2 separate regions of the Homo sapiens genome follow, and region 1 is linked to region 2. A link is an interaction called in ENCODE POLR2A ChIA-PET data of the cell type or tissue named here. Cell type or tissue: GM12878. All regions are shown on one strand. Links, peaks and the distances in the headings refer to the core of each region. The heading gives the core; the rest is flanking DNA.

Region 1 (8,000 bases), core at 1-8,000, 400 kb after region 2:
TACACTGTCTCTGTTCAAATAAGTAGAAACAAGTAATTGGGGCAATGGCCTTGATAAATAATCTTACCATAAAGCTGCTTTCACAGAAAAATACTTGTTTGTATGTATTTTCTACCTTTATTAGAACATTTGGATAGTTGTGTAGGTCTGTGCTGTTCTTAAGGAAGGTGGCTATTATTAAGGGTGGTGGACTTGATTCAAGTCCTCCCAGTTTTGATGTGTTCCTTGACCAGTTGATTCTTATTTCCCTGACTTGTAAATTGCCGTCAGCTTCAGCTTGCCTTATTAAGAATTCTGTATAGTTGGCCGGGAGTGGTGGCTCACGCCTGTAATCCCAGCACTTTCGGAGGCTGAGGCGGGCGGATCATGAGGTCAGGAGATCAAGACCATCCTAGCTAACATGGTGAAACCCCATCTCTACTAAAAATACAAAAAATTAGCCGGGTGCAGTGGCAGTTGCCTGTAGTCCCAGCTACTAGGGAGGCTGAGGCAGGAGAATGGCGTGAACCCGGGAGGCGGAGCTTGCAGTGAGACGAGATCGCGCCACTGCACTCCAGCCTGGATGAAAGAGTGAGATTCCGTCTCATTAAAAAAAAAAAAAAAAAAAAAAAAAAAAAAAAAAAAAAAAAAAAAAGCTGCATAATCAATAGGCTGTAAATAAATGGAAACATATGCCCCTTCCCACATGTGGGGAATGTTGCTGTTGGCTCTTCTGCCCCTTAGCTGTCTTGTAGCACAATGCTTCAGCTTTCAGTTGAGTCTCTTTGTGGCTTGTCTAACTGCTGCTATCATATCCAGGTGATTAAGCTGTTATAGCCTTAATGGCAAGTTTCAATTCACTGTCGTCTTCCTCAGCTTTGGGTCTGGGAGCCCCTTACGTTCCCACTTTGTTCTCTCTGGGACCATCTTTCCATCTTCAATAAGCCTAACTTCTGAGCCACAGCAAAACAAATGCGTATGCGTTGAAGATAGTTTCAGAACTTGTGCATTGGGAAATTTTCTGTGGTTTAACACGGTGAGAAGAACTGGAATAGCCTGTGCTGTTCAGAAGCCAGAACTGATACTGAAAGCAGGTGCAGGCCTGTCAGCCACACAGCTGGTTGAGTTAACTCTATTAGACACTATTGGACAATTTTGTTATCTGAAATAGAAACCAGTATGGTGGCAGGCTGTCCCTTTGCCAAATGATGCCCCTGCTAGGCTGGTTTAGGTCTGCCTTTCTTGTTGGTGCATCTGCTGGGTTTTGCTGCCAGCATGTTGAAAACTGGCAGTTCTGTAAAGTTTTATTGTCTTCCTAGGTGTTTTTGTCCAGGAAAGAAATACTAAGATTTGCCGTTTTTTTAAATGATGACTTGGCATTTTGACTCTTGGCTGTACTTTAGCTGGAAGAAATTAGTGTCTGATTTTATTCTAATACTGGAACTGCATCTTTTTTTTTTTTTTAACCAAGAATGATTTTCTAGTTCTCTCCAAATCAAACATTCTTGGGAGCCTCTATTCTAAATTGTTTTTCACACTCAGTTCTAATGCCTTCACGTAATGGATTTTGTAATTTTGTTCTTTTCTTTTTTTCTTTTGAAAATCAGCAACAAGTAAAAAGAACCCCTGTGGGTGAAATACAATATCCCTCCCAAAGGAGAAATGGAAAAAAAAATGTTATTTCAAACTTCAAGCCCAAACGTTATCTGCCTTCTACATTTTAAGCAGGCTCAGAGCCTTGAGGATTGAGTCAAAGAATGCAAAACATGACCTCTCAAAGGCAAAAGCTAAAAAAAAAGTTGGACCTAGAACATCAAATAGCTCTTACCAAAGAGTGTTTTGATGAGTGAAGTGTAAATGAAGCGTAGAATATAGCTCTTTTCCAGGATACAAGGCCCAATTTCCGAAACATGCAAACACTCTCTCAATTGAATGCATTAGCTGCTTAGTTCCAGAGCTGCTGAAGTATAAAATGCGATAACTTATGTTAAACACCCAGCACTGTGCCTAGCCGATGTTGGACCCTCAATTTAATATTATTATTAATTATTTCTATATAGAGGGGAAACATAAAGAAACTTGTTTCAATTACTTATTTGACCTAAAATACAAGGTTGCACAATGCGTTGTAGCAAATGTCTATAAATCTTTACATAAAGGTCCCTGGAATAGAATCTCATTCTGCAAATTCAAGATCCTGTCTGGAGAAAAAGAGTGAAGACTCTATATGTATATTTTTGAATGAAATAGAGCACCCATATCTACTATGTGTCTTATGAGAAATGTTTCCCTAGAGGAGACTCATAAGGAGTGACCCAAGAACTGGCTTCAGAGTTTTAAAGGACTGCCATCCGGAAATTGTAGTAGAATTAGTCTCCTTTGCTTACAGTAGAGAACTAGAGCTAGTGGGTTGAAGCTTCAAGGAAATAACTGTGGTTCAGTGAAAGGAAACTCTTGCTGACACTTTAAGCTATCAGTGGAAGGGACCCTCCAAAGAAGTGGAGAGAAATCATGTGGACACTGGAATCTTCTGGCAGGAAGACTGGGAAGAGTTTCTGCAATGTATGGCGAGGCCAAGGGCAGAGGGAGCAGTTCTGTTGGTTTAGATAGATAACCTTAAAACTCTTCTATGTGGAGACTATTTGGGTCCAGCTGAATTATCTGCCTTGGAATCCTCCCATCCACTTTTGCTGAACAGCACAGCTATTACTGCCTTTTAGATATGAAATTCAATAGCATTTGTTCCTTGGCTCAGATCATTCACCTTTAATTGTGCCCATTAATACCAGTGATAACTAATGTTTATTCTTCAGTTACTATGTTCCAGGCTCTCTACAAAGTGTTTTGTGCATATTGCCCTTTTAATACGCAGAGATACTCCATATGAGTATTTTTATTATCCCCATTATGCAGATTTTAAACATGAATCCCAGTTGGCACAATTAAAGAGGCAGACTCATAACTAGCAATACTGAGATACAAAGCAAGGACTCTTAAGTCCAAAGCTTCTGTTCTTAACCACTTCTTTGTACTACCCTCCCCCCACCCCACCCACTTACTCTGAATTTTAAGAAGAGTGCTTTATCTTTTCATTATTCCTTTTGCAGCTTCATAAAGCTTTTATATGCATTTCATCAGGGGCTACGTTCTGAAAATGGTGTTTCTGGAACCATGGTTCTGGAAAGGGCAGAGACTAAATGATGCCGACATTGGTATCATCGTCATCATCATCAACATCACATCATTGCCATCACCATTTATAGCATCATCTCCATAATCACTACCACCATTGCTATCAACATCACACCATCACCAACATCATTATCTATCATCATTGCCATCATCATCATTGCCATAATTACCAACATCTTCTTCCTTTTTTTCCCCATTCTTCTTCTTCCTTCTCCTTTTCCTTTATCGTCATCGTCATTACCATCACCACCATCATCACCATCACCACCATCACCATCATCCTCATCATAGTTAACACATATTTTGTGCTCACTGTGTGCCAGCACATTACAGGTACTAACTCATTTAATCCTCCCACCAACACTATGAGGTAGGGATATTAACCCCATCTTACAGTTGAGAAAACTAAGATGCAGAGTGAATAGCTTGCCCAGTCATGCTCTTAAGCACAATACCTTAATGCCTCTCACCCTTTAGGAGCTGCTTTTCAGCTTGACTAAGGGTGGGAATCATCACTTAAATAAGTCATAGAAACTTCCCAAAAGTGTAAAAGTGTTCACTCAACCTTTATACTCAGGTTTTTTTCTGTAGAATTATTTAAAATTTTCTAGACATTATAATCATGTGCTTCTCCCTGTTACATGATGGGTAAATGGCCATCACAGGTTAGGAGACAGACCTTTGTAGAGCTATGTTTTTCCAAATGCACTTCCTTGTTCCTAAGTTGGAGGGCATTGTTAACATTCATGGGCTAATATTAATGAGAGCCACTGGATACAGGGATTGGGATGGTGCTCAGGACTCTCGATGAATTCTCATTTTATACTCATGACAAACCTATGGCATGGCTGCTATGATTATGCCCATTTTACTGATCAAGAAACAGGCTACGGATAGTTAAATAACTTGCCCAAGATCGCTAACACTAGGAACTAGCTGAGTTAGCATATAAATTTAAGGTTTTCTGGCTCCAGAGCTAGTGCATGTAATCACTGTGTTTCACTGTTCCTTTCATTCATTTTATGACCATTTTGTTTGTTTATTTTAGAGACGAGCATCTCTCTATGTTACCCAAGCTGGTCTCAAACTCCTGGCCTCAAGTGATTCTCCCACCTTGGCCTCCCAGAATGCTGTGATTACAAGTGTGAGCCACCACACTCAGCTTATGGTCATTTTGGAAACTTCTCTACACGGGCTGACCTCCGCTAACTCTTTGCTGTCACTCCTATTTAAGGCTGCTGTTAGCTCCTGTGCTGTTAGCCAGGCACATAGTAGGAATACATTATTTTGGATAATTCTGGGGACTATAGGATAAAATGTGAAAATTACAAGATGGATTTTTTTTTTTTAGTTAAAGTAAAGAAGACCTTTCTAAAATGTGTATCTATACACCAATGATACTGGTTGTTTTGGAGAGGTACTGAGGTCTTTACTCCATGGAAGCAGGCAAGCAGAAAAATAGGCCCACCTATCTGCCAGAGGTATTGTAGAAATGATTCAGGGGCAGAAGATTGAATCAAAAGAACTCTAAGGCTGGGTGCAGTGGCTCATGCCTGTAATCCCAGCACTTTGGGAGGCCAAGGCAGGCAGATGGTCTGAGGTCAGGAGTTTGAGGCCAGACTGGCCAACATGGTGAAACTCCATTTCTACTAAAAATACAAAAATTAGCCAGGTGTAGTGGTGGGCACCTGTAGTCCCAGCTACTCAGGAGGCTGAGGCAGGAGAATCACTTAAACCTGGGAGGCAGAGGTTGCAGTGAGCCGAGATCGCACCACTGCACTCCAGCCTGGGCAACGGCAAGACTCCGTCTCAAAAAAAAAAAAAAAAAAAAGAACTCTGAGACTTCATATGAGACTCAAATATGAGTTTAAATCTCATATCTCAGCTATGACTGCTTTTCAACTACTTATTGTATCCTTGAATTAGCTCAGTTCTATTCAGCCATCTGCTTGCTTTCTTTGTTACTTTCATTTAAAATGATTCTTTGTTGTGGAAAAATACAGAAAACAAAAAATTTGCCATTTTAACAATTTAAACTGTATAATTCAGTGGCATTAAGTGCATTCACAATGTTGTACAACCATCACCACTATCTAGTTTCAGAACCACCTCATTACCCTACCCCTAAAAGATTCTACTTCTAGTTAGATACCTCCCCAAATTAAAAATAGGTATTCAAACAAAAACTGAAAAACTTGTACTAGAATGTTCCTAGAAGCACTGTTCATAGTAACCCAAAGTGTAAACCTAGATGTCCATCAACAGACATTTGATGGATGAACTTAATGTGGTTTTGTCCATACTATAGAATATGAGCCATAAAGGAATGAAATATGTTTTCCAACATTGATGAACCTTGAAAACATTAGGCTACGTGAAAGAGGCCAGGCACAAAAGGCCACATAGTGTATGATTCCGTTTACATGAAATACATGTATTACTTTTTGCTAGATCTGTAAGCCCTCTGTGGTATTGTTAACATAGTACTTTTTACCTACATTGACCTAATCTTTTAGAGACATAAAATTCCACCATAGCGTCTTCTTAAGCAACGATATATATGAAACAGTGGGTTTGAGATGCTAGTTCCATTTTTCCAATATACATGAAAATAATAAAATCTAATTCTAAAAATAAAGTTTGCCCATGTGCCATCTAAATGCATCTGTGTACCATCTCAAATACACTTAAGGCATTTCAGAAAACAGCCTTTTGGGATCCTCTTGGCAATCAATTTCTCCTTGAATGTGATCCACACAGCTCTTTTCTCTGTACTTAAGCTATCTGATATGACAGCCAGCCACTAGCCATATGTGGCTATTTAAATGGAAATTAAGTAAAATAAAATGGAAAATTCATATCCTCAGTCACACTATCCACATTTCAGTTGCTCAATGGCAACAGGTGACTAGTGGCTGCCATACTGGATGTGACAGATATATTGCCATTGTGCTAGAAAGATCTACTGGACAGCTCAACCTAGGGCTGGCTTTCATTCTTTCTGTTGTGCTAGGGAAGCTCCCTGATATGGTTTGGCATTGTCCCCACCCATATCTCATCTTGAATTACCACATGTTGTGGGAAGGACCTGGTGGGAGGTAATTGAATCATAGGGGCGGGTTTTTCCCATGCTTTTCTTGTGATAGTGAATAAGTCTCATGAGATCTGATGGTTTTAAAAAGGTGGAGTTTCCCTGCACAAACTCTTTTTGCCTGCTCCCTTCCATGTAAGACATGACTTGGTCCTCCTTGCCTTCCACCATGATTGTGAGGCCTCCCCAGCCACATGGAATTATAAGTCCATTAAACCTCTTTTTCTTCCCAGTTCAGGTATGTCTTTATCAGCAGTGTGAAAAACAGACTAATAACACTCCCTGTCTCCTAGATCCCATGCTTAAGTCAACCTCTCACTCAGCATCTTTAATTCCCACCACTTGCTCCTGGCTGACCATTCATCCCCCAGCCAGCTCTGAAACTGACCTACTTTCCCAATGTCACCAGGGAGGGCCTGGTGCCAGGCCACGGTGTGGTGCATCCCCTCACTGCTCCCTTCCTGTTTGCTGCTCGCCCAGCTCTGGACGCAATCCATCTTGCCACTCTCTCTTGCTCTCATCGTACTGACGTGAGGATCTCCTCCCACACAGCCCTGGCCAGCTTTCCTGAAGGGCTCTGCTGGGCTTCAAACTCCATTTTGTTTCATTATCAAGTGTAAGAAAACAGCCCTTTTCCTTTTCCCACACTTCTCCCTTTACTCTCCTGTTGGTCTGTCTTCTTCTTCTCCTTCTTCCCCTGGGTTTTCTTCTCTTTGACTTCTCTTCTTTTCCTCTTTCTCCTCCTTTGTTCCCTCTTTCTCTTCCTCCTACTCTCCCCACAATTATTTCTCTGTAGTTGTAAGATTAACCCTTTATAGCTATTTGGGAAAAAAAACTGGAAGAAGGACTATAGTAAAAAGAAAAAAAAGCTATATTCTTTTTACCATTTATACAGAAAAACAAAACAAAACAAAACAAAACTCCTCCTCCACCCAGCAGTTCCTTTGCCCTTTAGGTGGTAAACACATCATTCTCTTCTCCCACCAAGAGGGTGACCTTGCAATTATGGATGAAGATATGAATATCAGAGCAGTGACTGGGACTTGCAGAGCTTAGTCTTTTAGGGGACACATTTCCACACCAGAAATCCATGTCCGGGTGTGAAACATTATTACTGCTAATGTACATAGTGCTGTCAAGTTTCATTATGAGGCCCGGCAGAGTTCAGACCTCTATTTAGGCCAGAATACAGTGAACTCTGTCCTGATGGTTCTCACATGCCATCCAGCACACCGGGACATTCTCAACGCTGCTCAGGACTCCAGCTCCGGCCAGATGAAAATCTGCTCCTGCTCATTCAGCAAATGGTCACTGACCGCCTACCACATGCCAGACACTGTGCAGGGGTGAGGGCACGCAGCGAGGGCTCAGACATGATCCCTGTTTCCCGGGAGCTTACCCTCCAGCAAAGAAGAGAATGTATGTGTTTGAAAAACTCTAAGGTGGAAATGGAGCTGCAGAGGAAGTGAGGGGAGTTTTGAGGAGGGAGTGGAGGCTGGAAGCTCAGTGAGCCTTTTGGGAAAAGGTGGACTCTCTGCTCAGTTTTGGAGGATTTGAACATGTGAATATTTAGGCGAGACAGATCTTTGTATTTAAATGAGACTTGTGATTTTGCTTTATTTTCTTTTATTTTTTAATGAAAATTTTAAATTTTATTTTTAAAAATAATATCTAGTAAAATTGACTGTTGGAGGCATGACTGTATGATTCTTGGCACACAGATTCGTATAATCATGAC
Region 2 (11,049 bases), core at 1,868-9,867:
AGCTCTTGCTATATTTTATTCATATGGTCTATTCTGAAGCTCCTTTTGAATGCAAATATTTTATTTTATTTTATTTTATTTTGAGACAGGATCTTGCTCTGTTGCCCAGGCTGGAGTGCAGTGGCATAATCAGCTTACTGCAGCCTCAACCTCCTGGGCTCAAGTGATCCTCCCATCTCAGCCTCCTGAGTAACTGGGACTACAGACATGCCATTACCCCTGGCTCATTTTCGTATTTTTTGTAGAGGTGGGGTTTTGCCATGTTGCCTAGGCTCCTGGGCTCAAATGATCCTCCCTCTTTAGCCTCCCAAAGTGCGGGGATTACAGGTGTGAGGCACTGTGTCCAGCCTGAATGTAAATATTTTAAGGGTTTAGGTTAATGGTATATTTTTGAGAGATTAAAAAATGGTCACTTTTTCCTTTTTTTTTTTTTTTTTAAACAAACTAAATTTTTTAAGAATAGTTTTAGCTGGGCACAGTGGTTCACACCTGTAATCTCAACACTTTGGGAGGCCAAGGCAGGTGGATCACCTGACGGCAGGAGTTTGAGACCAGCCTGGCCAACATGGTGAAACCCTGTCTCTACTAAAAGTACAAAAATTAGCCAGGCATGGTGGTAGCTCCCTGTAATCCTAGCTACTTGGGAGGCTGAGGCAGGAGAATCATTTGAACCCGGGAGGTGGAGGTTGCAGTGAGCTGAGATTGCGCCACTGTACTCTAGCCCAGGCAACAAGAGTAAAACTCCATCTCAAAAAAAAAAAAAAAGAATAGTTTTACATTTTACAAAAATTGTGAAGGTAGTACAGTGTCCTCATACATCCTGACTCAGTTTCCCCTGTTAGCTTACATTAGTGTGGTGCATTTGTTACAATCAACGATCTAATATTGATGCATTAACTAAAGCCCATACTTTATTCGGACTGCCTTAGTTTTTACCTTGTGACAGATTTCCTGTTCCAGGATCCCATCAAGGATACCAATTACATTTAGTTGTCATGTCTCTTTAGGGTCCTCTTCGCTGTGACAGTTTCTCAGAATTTGTTTTTGATGACAGTTCTGAGAAGTACTGGTCAGGCAATTTGCAGCACGGCCCTCTACTGAGATTTGTCTGATGTTTTTTTTTCATGATTAGCTGAGGTTATGGATTTTTGGAAGAAAGATGATAGTGGTAAAATGCCATTTTTATCAAGTGATACCAGCGCATACTGTTGACATGACTTATCATGGTTGATGTTGGCCTTGATCACCTGGTTGAGGTAGTGTTTATCAAGTTTCTCACTGTACAGTTGCTCTTTCCCTCCCTTTGTGCTCTTTGTAAGGAAGTCACTCTGTGCAGTCCACACTTAAAGCATGATGAGTTATGCTCCACCTCCCTTTTTGTGTTTATTTTTAGAATCAAGGTTTCACTCTGTTGCCCAGGCTGGAGTGCAGTGGTGCGATCATAGCTCACTGCAGCCTTGGCCTCCTGGACTCAAGGGATCTTCTTTCCTCAGCCTCCTGAGTAGCTGGGACTACAGGTTCACACCCTGCAGGCTAATATTTAAATTTTTTGAAGAGATGGAATCTCACTAAATTGCCCAGGCTGGCCTTGAACTTCTGGGCTTGGGTGATCTTTCCACCTTGGCCTCCCAAAGCACTGGGATTACAGGGATGAGCCATCGCGCCTGGCTGATCCTAGCACTTTGGGAGCATCAAATATAAAATATATATAAAGAGAAACCCTAGTTGTTGTTTCATTCTCATGCAAACCAACGGCCTGTGGTGTGCTAGTAAATGTTTAACAACCTCAGTCTAGTCATGAGGAAACACCAAGTTAAGGGACAGTCTACAAAATAAAAGATCAATATTTCTCAAAAGTGTCAAAGTGGTGAGGAATAAAGGAAGACGGAGAAACTGTCACACATTGGAGGAGACCAAGAAGACATAACTAAATGTAAGGTGGGGTCCCAATTGGATTTTTTTTTTTTTTTTTTTTTTTTAGAAAGGGTCTCACTCTGTTGCCTGGGCTGAAGTGCAGTGGCGCGATCTTGGCTCACTGCAACCTCTGCTTCCTGGGATCAAGTGATTCTCCTGCCCCAGCCTCCTGAGTAGCTGGGATTACAGGTGCCCACCACCACGCCCAGCTACTTTTATTTTTGGATTTTTAGTGGAGATGGGGTTTCACCATGTTGGCCAGACTGGTCTCAAACTCCTGGCCTCAAGTGATTCACCTGCCTCGGCCTCCCAGAGTGTTAGGATTACAGGCATGAGCCACCATGCCCGGCCCCAATTGGATTCTGAAATGGGGAAGGGCCCCAGAATAAGCCAGTGTGGCATAAAAATTGTTTTGAGCCGAGGGCTTCTGACTTTCTGAAATCTCTTATCTGCCTAAGAGCAGAGCCTCCCAAAAGAATAAAAAAGAACTCTATTGTCATAAATCTTATCCCTGGGAACAACTCCAATCTTCTCTGAGACAGAAGTCAGCCACACACCAAAGCAGACAGTCACAAAATCTGTCATATCCCCCATCTAGTCTCCTAAGGGCTCATTTATCTTTCCAAAACCTCGTTTGTTTTTCCACAAGTGCTCTTTCTTCCCTTCTCCTTCATCTATTTTGTCTTTTTCGTTTCCTGTCTTTTTTTTTCGAGACAGGGTCTCCCTCTGTTGCCCGGGCTGGAGTGCAGTGGTACGATCATAACTCATTGAAACCTCGACCTACCAGGCTCAAGCAATCCTCCAACCTCAGTCTCCCAAGTAGCTGGGACTACAGCTATGCATCACCATGCCCAGCTAATTTTTTTTTTTTTTTTTTTTTGTAGAGACAAGTTCTCACTTTGTTGCCCAAGCTGGTCTTGAACCCCTGGGCTCAAGTGATCCTCCTGCCTCAGCCTCCTAAAGTACTGTGATCCTTCACCTATTAAGATGGATTATAAGCCCCAAATTCTATTTTTTTTTTTTTTTTTGAGACAGAGTCTCGCTTTGCCCGGAGTAGAGTGCAGTGGTGCATTCTCGGCTCACTGCAACCTCTGCCTCGTGGATTCAGGCAATTCTCCTGCCTCAGACTCCTGAGTAGCTGGGGTTACAGACACCTGCCACCATGCTCGGCTAATGTTTTGTATTTTTAGTGAAGATGGGGTTTCACCAAGTAGGCCAGGCTGGTCTCGAACTCCTGGTCTCAAGCGATCCACCGGCCTTAGCCTCCCAAAGTGCTGGGATTACAGGCATGAGCCACCACGTCCGGCTATAAGCCCCAAATTCTAACCACTCCTTTGAGTCACATTTTCTTTTCTGTGAACTCCCATGTGCATACATACATATGGAAATAAAACGTCTTTTCTCTTGCTAGTCTGACTTGTGTCAGTTTAATGTATGGACCCTGTCAGTGAAAATAAGGGAGCAGAGGAAATATTTTTCCTCCCAGAAGGCGGCAAAGGACATTAGTGGAAAAACCGGTGAAAAATGAATAAGGTCTGCAGTGAATTGTCCTAGTGCTAATTTCTTGGTTTTGATGATTGTAAGACCTTAACATCAGAGAAACCTAGGTGAGAGTACACAGGAATGATCGGTGCTATCTTTGCAACTTTCTGATAAATCTAAAATAATTTCAAAGTTTAAAAAGTTAAAAACAAAGGAAAATCATAGCAACAACACTATCAAAGACCATAGGCCTTGAAGCCAGCCTACACTGGATTTATTTTTATTTATTTATTTTTTTGAGAGGGAGTCTCGCTCTGTTACCCAGGCTGGAGTGCAGTGGCATGATCTTGGCTCACTGTAACCTCCACCTCCTGGGTTCGAGTGGTTCTTCTGCCTTAGCTTCCTGAGTAGCTGGGATTACAGGCCTGTACCACCACACCTGGCTAATTTTCGTATATTTAGTAGAGACAGGGCTTTGCCATGTTGGCCAGGCTGGACTCAAACTCCTGACTTCAGGTGATCCACCTGCTTCGGCCTCCCAAAGTGTTGGGATTACAGGTGTGAGCCACCATGCCCGGCCTGGATTTATTTTTATTTTTTATTTTTTTCTCTGGATACCATTGATTGGAATCTCATTCTGGATTTAAATCTTGATTATTCCACAAATCTATTGGGCAATAATGAGCTGAGTGAACCTAGGGCAAGTTAATCTCACTCTTGCAACCATCAGTTTCCTCCACCAACAAATAGATGGGACAGCGACGATATGACCCACCTCACAAAGGTGTGGTGATGCATTTGTGTATAAAGCTTGCAGTAAGTATCTTCCAGTGTTCAGTAGAACCATAACCATCACATCTGCTTTTTTGGCCTCTTCTATTTGTGCTGGGCTGGGGAGAGGCGCAGGGCCCTGTGGCCAGTCTCTGTCAGGGTTTCCTGCACCTAGAGGTCAACTTGCTCTAAGAAGAGAGGTTTGATGGAAATCTGAATTCTTGTCTCTTAAAACAGAGGCAGGGCTGTGCGAGGTGCCTGTAATCCCCCCACTTTGGGAGGCCGAGGCAGGCAGATTACTTGAGTTTAGGAGTTTGAGACCAGCCTAAGTAGCATGGCGAAACCCCATTGCTACAAAAAATTAAAAAATTAGCTGGGCATGGTGGTGCGTGCCTATAGTCCCAGCTACTTTGGAGGCTGGGGTAGGAGGATCGCTTGAGCCCAGGAGGTCGAGGCTGCAGTGAGAGCTGTGATTGTACCACTGCACTCCAGCCTGAGTGACAGAGTGAGACCCTGTTTCAAAAAAAAAAGAAAAGAGAAAAAGAAAAAAAGAAACCAGAGGAGGCGGTTCAGGCCAAGAAAATGGTGCCTTTTCTCCTGTTATTCTTCTTTCCGTACCCAGACAAAAATTACTCACCGTCAAGCACGTTTATCTGTGTTTATCGTATTCTTCAGTCTCTGTGAACTTGAACGGCTGTGTTTTTGGAAGGAGAAGGCCAGCACTCTGACTGCTGTCTGTCTTCAGCTGACTCTGCAGTCAGGCTGCTCCTGGCCCCAGCGGAGAGAAGCAGCCAGCATGATGGGCTCCATTTGATTCAATCTATTTTATGCAGCCATGGGGAAAGGATGACCTGAGAAGACAGTATAGAAAAGAGAATCAGGAAGCAAGAGTTGGGATTTGTCTCCAGGTTTGGAAATTCTTTTGTCTCAATCACCAGTATGCTAAAAGGTCCTTTGGGTATCTTTGAGGATGAAATGGAAAGATAACTTCAGAGTCAGGAAGTTTAGAACTCTGTTCTAAAGAGTTAAGAGGTCAGCAGGGCGCGGTGGCTCATGTCTGTAATCCCAGCACTTTGGGAGGCTGACGTGGGTGGATCACCTGCGGTCAGGAGTTGGAGACCAGCTTGACCAATATGGTGAAACCCTGTATCTACTACAGACACAAAAATGAGCTAGGTGTGGTGGTGGGTGCCTGCAGTCCCAGCTACTCAGGAGGCTGAGAGAGAAGAATTGCGTGAACCCAGGAGGGAGGCAGAGGTTGCAGTGAGCTGAGATCGTGCCACTGCCCTCCAGCCTGGCGACAGAGACTCTGTCTCAAAAAAAAAAAAAAAAAGAAAAAAGAAAAAAGAAAAAAGAATTAAAAGGTCTTGGGAAAGTTAGCAGCCTTTTCTGGACCTAGGGGGAGGTGATAATGAAAAATATTCATTAAATCATCTGTAAATGACTCATGTCACTGAATGAGCTAGATTACTCTATGAGGTAGACATTACACCAATAATCAAGCAACAACACCAATGGCAAGATTAATGACACCAGCAGCTATGTATGTTTTAAGTGTTACTATTGTTAGAGCGCGAAAAGAAGAAGGAATGGATGGAGGTGGCTCTACAGCAACACAGATCAAAGCCCTGCAGAGGGGGACACCAGCTAGTGCCGGAACCCACTCCCGCTTACAGACTTGGGTAATTACAGGTCAGGACGGGACAGGTCTTTGCTTGCTGCAAAAAGGGACAGGCAATGTGGCTAGCTGCTAAGGAGGGAATTTCCTGGGTTCAGGCGGTTAGGCCTGAACTTGTCTGGTAGGGTGTTTCTCACAGCCGAGACCCACTGGAATTTTCCACTCTGACTAGGGTTGCGAAATGGCAGGGGTTTACAACATGGTGCAGCTTGGAATAACAACTATGTGCTGGGCAGTAGAAATGAAAAGTGCCTAGACACATCCCTTGGCTGCTCGAAATCTAGAGGGGAAGAGACACAGACAAGTTGTGGTCTAATAAAAAAAAAATTGGTTTTTGGCCAGGCATGGTGGCTTATGCCTATAATCCCAGCACTTTGGGAGACTGAGGTGGGAGGATCACCTGAAGTCAGGAGTTCGAGACCAGCCTGGCCAACATGGCGAAACCCCGTCTCTACTAACAACACAAACATTAGCTGGGTGTGGTGGTGCGCGCCTGTAATTCCAGCTACTTTGGGAGGCTGGGGCAGGAGAATCACTTGAACCCGGGTGGTGGAGGTTGCAGTGAGCTGAGATTGTGCCATTGCACTCCAGCGTGGGTGACAAGAAACTCCATCTTGAAAAAAAAAGAAATATTTGGTTTTTGTCCCCAGTTCCTGGTACTGAGCTCCTAAAACGCTTAGAGTTTTCTGAGTGATGGGAGTGCCTTTTTTTTTTTTTTTTTTTTTTTTGAGACAGGGTCTCACTCTGTTGCCCAGGTTGCAGTGCACTGGTGTGATTTCAGTTCACTGCAAACTCTGCCTACCAAGCCCAAGCTGGTCTTGAACTCCTGGACTCAAGCAATCTTCCTGCCTTGGCCTCCCAAAGGGTTGGGATTATAGGTATGAGCCACTGTGCTTGGCCTGGAGTGTCTTTTGTTATCCATAAGGAGCCCTTTTCCATCACACCTGAGTTCATGCCAATAAGGTGACTTAGAGTAGTTCCCCTATATAGCTTCAGGATGGGGTTGGTCATCAGAAGACCAAGGAAGGCCAACTGCAGGGGCTTACACCTGTGATCCCAGTACTTTGGGTGGCTCAGGTGGGAGGATTACTTGGGTCCAGAAGTTCCAAACCAGCGTGGGCAACATAGGGAGACCGTATCTCTACAGAAACTAAAAAATTAGCTAGGCATGGTGATGCACATCCGTAGTCCCGGATACTCAAGAGGCTGAGGAGGGAGGATCATTTAAGCCCAATAGTTCAAGGCTGCAGTGAGCTGTAATTGTGCCATTGCATTCCAGCCTGGGCAACTGAACAAGACTTTGACTCAAAAAGAAGAAGAAGAAAAAAAAAGACCAAGTGGTTGGAGTGTTGAAATTTTTTTTTTTTTTTTTTAGATAAGAGTCTCGCTCTGTCGCCCAGGCTGGAGTGCAGTGGCACGATCTCGGCTCACCGCAAGCTCTGCCTCCCGGGTTCACGCCATTCTCCTGCCTCAGCCTCCCAAGTAGCTGGGACTACAGGCGCCCACCACCACGCCCGGCTAATTTTTTTTTGTATTTTTAGTAGAGACGGGGTTTCACCGTGTTAGCTAGGATGGTCTCGATCTCCTGACCTCGTGATCCTCCCGCCTTTTAACAACAGACATTGAGCTTGAGAAAAACTCTTGAACAATGAGGTCTGGGAAGCTTCTAGATGGGTGAACACACTGAAGTGCTGGGAGGCTGATGAGCCCAGGGAGTGCAAGAAAGCTTCATGCACGCGCCCCCATCACCCAATACCTGTCCCATGCATCTCTTCTAGCTGGCCATTCCTGAGTTATGTCCTTTTTTTTTTTTTTTTGAAACGGAGTCTTGCTCTGTCACCCAGGCTGGAGTACAGTGGCGCGACCTCGGCTCATTGCAACCTCCGCCTCCTGGGTTCAAGCGATTCTCCTACCTCATCCTCCAAAGTAGCTGAGATTACAGGTGCTCGCCACCATGCCTGGCTAATCTTTTTTTGTATTTTAGTAGGGACAGTATTTCACTGTCTGGCTGGTCTCAAAGTCCTGACCTCAAATGACCCGCCTATGTTTTTTTGTTTGTTTGTTTGAGACTGGGTCTCATTTTGTCTCACAGGCTGGAGTGCAGTGGCCTGATTACAGCTCACAGTAGCCTTGACCTCCTGGGCTCAAGTGATCCTCCTACCTCACCCTACCAAGTAGCTGAAACTATAGGCAGGCACCCACACGCCGGGCTAATTTTTGTGTTTTTTGTAGTGATGGGGTTTCCCTAGATTGCCCAGGCTGGTCTCAGACTCCTGAACTGAAGCCACCTGCCCACCTCAGCCTCCCAAAGTGCTAGGATGACAGGCCTGCTTACATATTTTCAATACATACAACAACAGTACAGGCAACTTTTATACTACAAGGGCAGAGTTGAATAGCTGTCACGTAGACTGTGTGGTTCATAAAGGCGAAATATTTACTGTCTGGCCCTTTATAGAAAAAGTTTGCCAACCCTTGACCTTATTACATTGTTGATGATGATGAAGTCATAAACAAATATGAAATAAAACATTTTTTAATAAAAAAATAAAAGCACCGTGTCTCCACAAAAAAATACAAAAATTAGCTGGGTGCAGTGGCACATGACTGCATTCTCAGCCACTTGAGAGGGTGAGGTGGGAGGATTGACTGAGCCCAAGAGGGCAAGGCTGTAGTGAGCCATGACTGTGCCACTGCACTTCAGCCTGGGTGACAGAGTAACACCCTGCCTCAAAAATAAATAAATAAATCAATAAAATAAATAAAACTGGCCAAGAACGGGGGCTCACACCCATAATCTCAGCACTTTGAGAGGCTGCAGTGGGAGGGTTGCCTGAATCCAGGAGGTTGAGACCAGCCTGGGCAACGAAGCTAGATCCTGTTTCTACAAAAAACGTAAAAAAAATTGCTGGGCATCACGGTGCACGCCTGTGGTCCCGGCCACTCGAGAGGCTAAGGCTGGAGGATTGCTTGAGCTCAAGAGTTCCAGACAAGCTAGGGCAACACAGCAAGACCCCGTCTATAAAAAATAATAATTTAGGTCGGGTGTGGTGGCTCACGCCTGTAATCCCAGCACTTTGGGAAGCCGAGGTGGGCAAATCACCTCAGGTCAGGAGTTCAAGATGAGCCAGGCCAACATGGTGAAACCCCATCTCTACTAAAAATATAAAAATTAGCCAGGCATAGTGGCAGGTGCCTGTAATTCCAGCTACTCGGGAGGCTGAGGAAGGAGAATTGCTTGAACGCAGTAGACGGAGGCTGCAGTGAGCCAAGATCGCACCATTGCACTCCAGCCTGGGGAACAAGGGCGAAACTCTGTCTCAAATAATAATAATAATTTTTAAAAAGTAGACAAGGTCTTGTTCTGTTGCCTAGGCTGGAGTGCAGTGGCATGATTATAACTCACTGCAACCTCTACCTCCCAGGCTCAAGCGATTCTCCCTCCTCAGCCTCTTGAGTAGCTGAGACTATAGGCATGTGCTACCACACCTGGCTAATTTTTAATTTTACACACACAGGGTCTCACTGTGTTTCCCAGGCTGATCTGAAACCGCTGGGCTGAAGCAGCATCCCACCTCAGCCTCCTAAAAATGTTGCAATTACAGGTGTGAGCCACCGCACCTGGCCAGGACATTTTGAATACAAATGTTTAGATCAGAATTATATCAACATGGCTGGCCGGGCCTGGTGGCTCATGCCTGTAATCCCAGCACTTTGGGAGGCCGAGGCGGGCAGATCACCTGAGGTTGGGAGTTCGAGACCAGCCTGACCAGCATGGAGAAATCCCCGTCTCTACTAAAAATACAAAATTAGCTGGGCGTGTTGGCACATGCCTGTAATCCCAGCTACTCGGGAGGCTGAGACAGGAGAATCACTTGAACCCAGGAGGCGGAGGTTGTGGTGAGCCAAGATCGTGCCATTGCACTCCAGCCTCGGCAACAAGATCGAAACTCCAGCCGGGCGTGGTGGTTCACACCTGTGATCCCAGCACTTTGGGAGGCCGAGGTGGGCAGATCCCGAGGTCAGGAGATTGAGACCATCCTGGCTGACACAGTGAAACTCCTTCTCTACCAAAAAAAAAAAATACAAAAAATTAGCCGGGCGTGGTGGTGGGCGCCTTAGTTCCAGCTTCTCGGGAGGCTGAGGCAGGAGAATGGCGTGAACCTGGGAGGTGGAGCTTGCAGTGAGCCGAGATTGCGCCACTGCACTCCAGCCTGGGCGATAGAGGGAGACTCCGTCTCAAAAAAAAAAAAAAAAAAAAAAAGCGCGAAACTGCTTCTCAATAAATAAATAAATAAATACATACATAAATAAATAAAACATGGCTGAATTATCAATGAGAAAGCATTATCCAAAGTAAACTCTACTAAGCCAGTTTAATTTTGTGATCAATTATCTACGTGGATCCATTAAACTATTCTAATTTTCCCCAAACTTTTTAAAATTTTAATTTACTGAAATTGGTGGCATGGAATCAATTGCTTTTCTTTATGTAATCTACTTTTTTCCCATATTGCACATACTAATTATAATTTACAACTGGTTTCATTGTGAGACCATTATTTCAGCTAAGTCCTATTTTCCTGGGATAAATTATCAAAGATACACATTTAGTGCAGAAAATTAGAATGTTTTGTCGATTTTTAGCTAGAAGCAAATTTGACCTTCTGAGATGTTTAGTTGTTTTTGGTGTTAATTTGTATTGATAATTTATAGCTGTAGTATTCATTATTATTTGAATCAAAGAATGATAGTTTGCATTTATTTCTTAGTTACTTGATGAGAAAATTGTAAGGTGTTTTGTTAGGTGGAGAGACTAGGAGAGATAGAAATGGGGAAAAATGGGGAAGGAGTGGGAAGAGGAGAGTGGAGAGAAGGAAAGAAAGAAAGAGGGAAGAGAGAGAGATGTGGAGGTCAAGTGGAAGCCAGAGAGGATGGAAATGGAACTATGTTGGCCAGGCGCAGTGGCTCACGCCTGTAATCCTAGCACTTTGGAAGGCCATGGTGGGCAGATCACCTGAGGTCAGGAGTTCAAGACCAGCCTGGCCAACATCGTGAAACCCCGTCTCTACTAAAAATACAAAAATTAGCTGGGTGTGGTGGCACATGCCCATAGTTCCAGCTACTTGGGAGGCTGAGATAGGAAAATAGCTTGAACCCAGGAGAAGGAGTTTGCAGTGGGCCGAGATCGCGTCATTGCACTC

What was found. Peaks named below come from ENCODE experiments on the same cell type or tissue, not always from the same donor. Only the 100,000 strongest peaks of a DNase experiment are listed, where the experiment ranks them.
Region 1: POLR2A ChIA-PET joins it to region 2 with 5 read pairs; 2 of 35 experiments call an interaction of 5 or more read pairs at or near these places.

What each region holds. Positions count from the first base shown.
Region 1 is chr16:9,907,540-9,915,539 of GRCh38, reverse strand. The region is part of intron 3 of GRIN2A (glutamate ionotropic receptor NMDA type subunit 2A); the gene reads left to right. Among named protein-coding and RNA genes, the nearest start is that of GRIN2A, 270 kb to the left of the region's middle. In GM12878, for the core only: no CTCF peak of the experiment used is centred there; a DNase peak (open chromatin) is centred at 1,059; H3K27ac peaks cover 2,026 bases.
Region 2 is chr16:10,303,605-10,314,653 of GRCh38, reverse strand. No RefSeq gene overlaps it. Among named protein-coding and RNA genes, the nearest start is that of ATF7IP2, 77 kb to the left of the region's middle. In GM12878, for the core only: a CTCF peak has its summit at 5,813; DNase peaks (open chromatin) are centred at 5,893, 6,013 and 7,983; H3K27ac peaks cover 1,742 bases.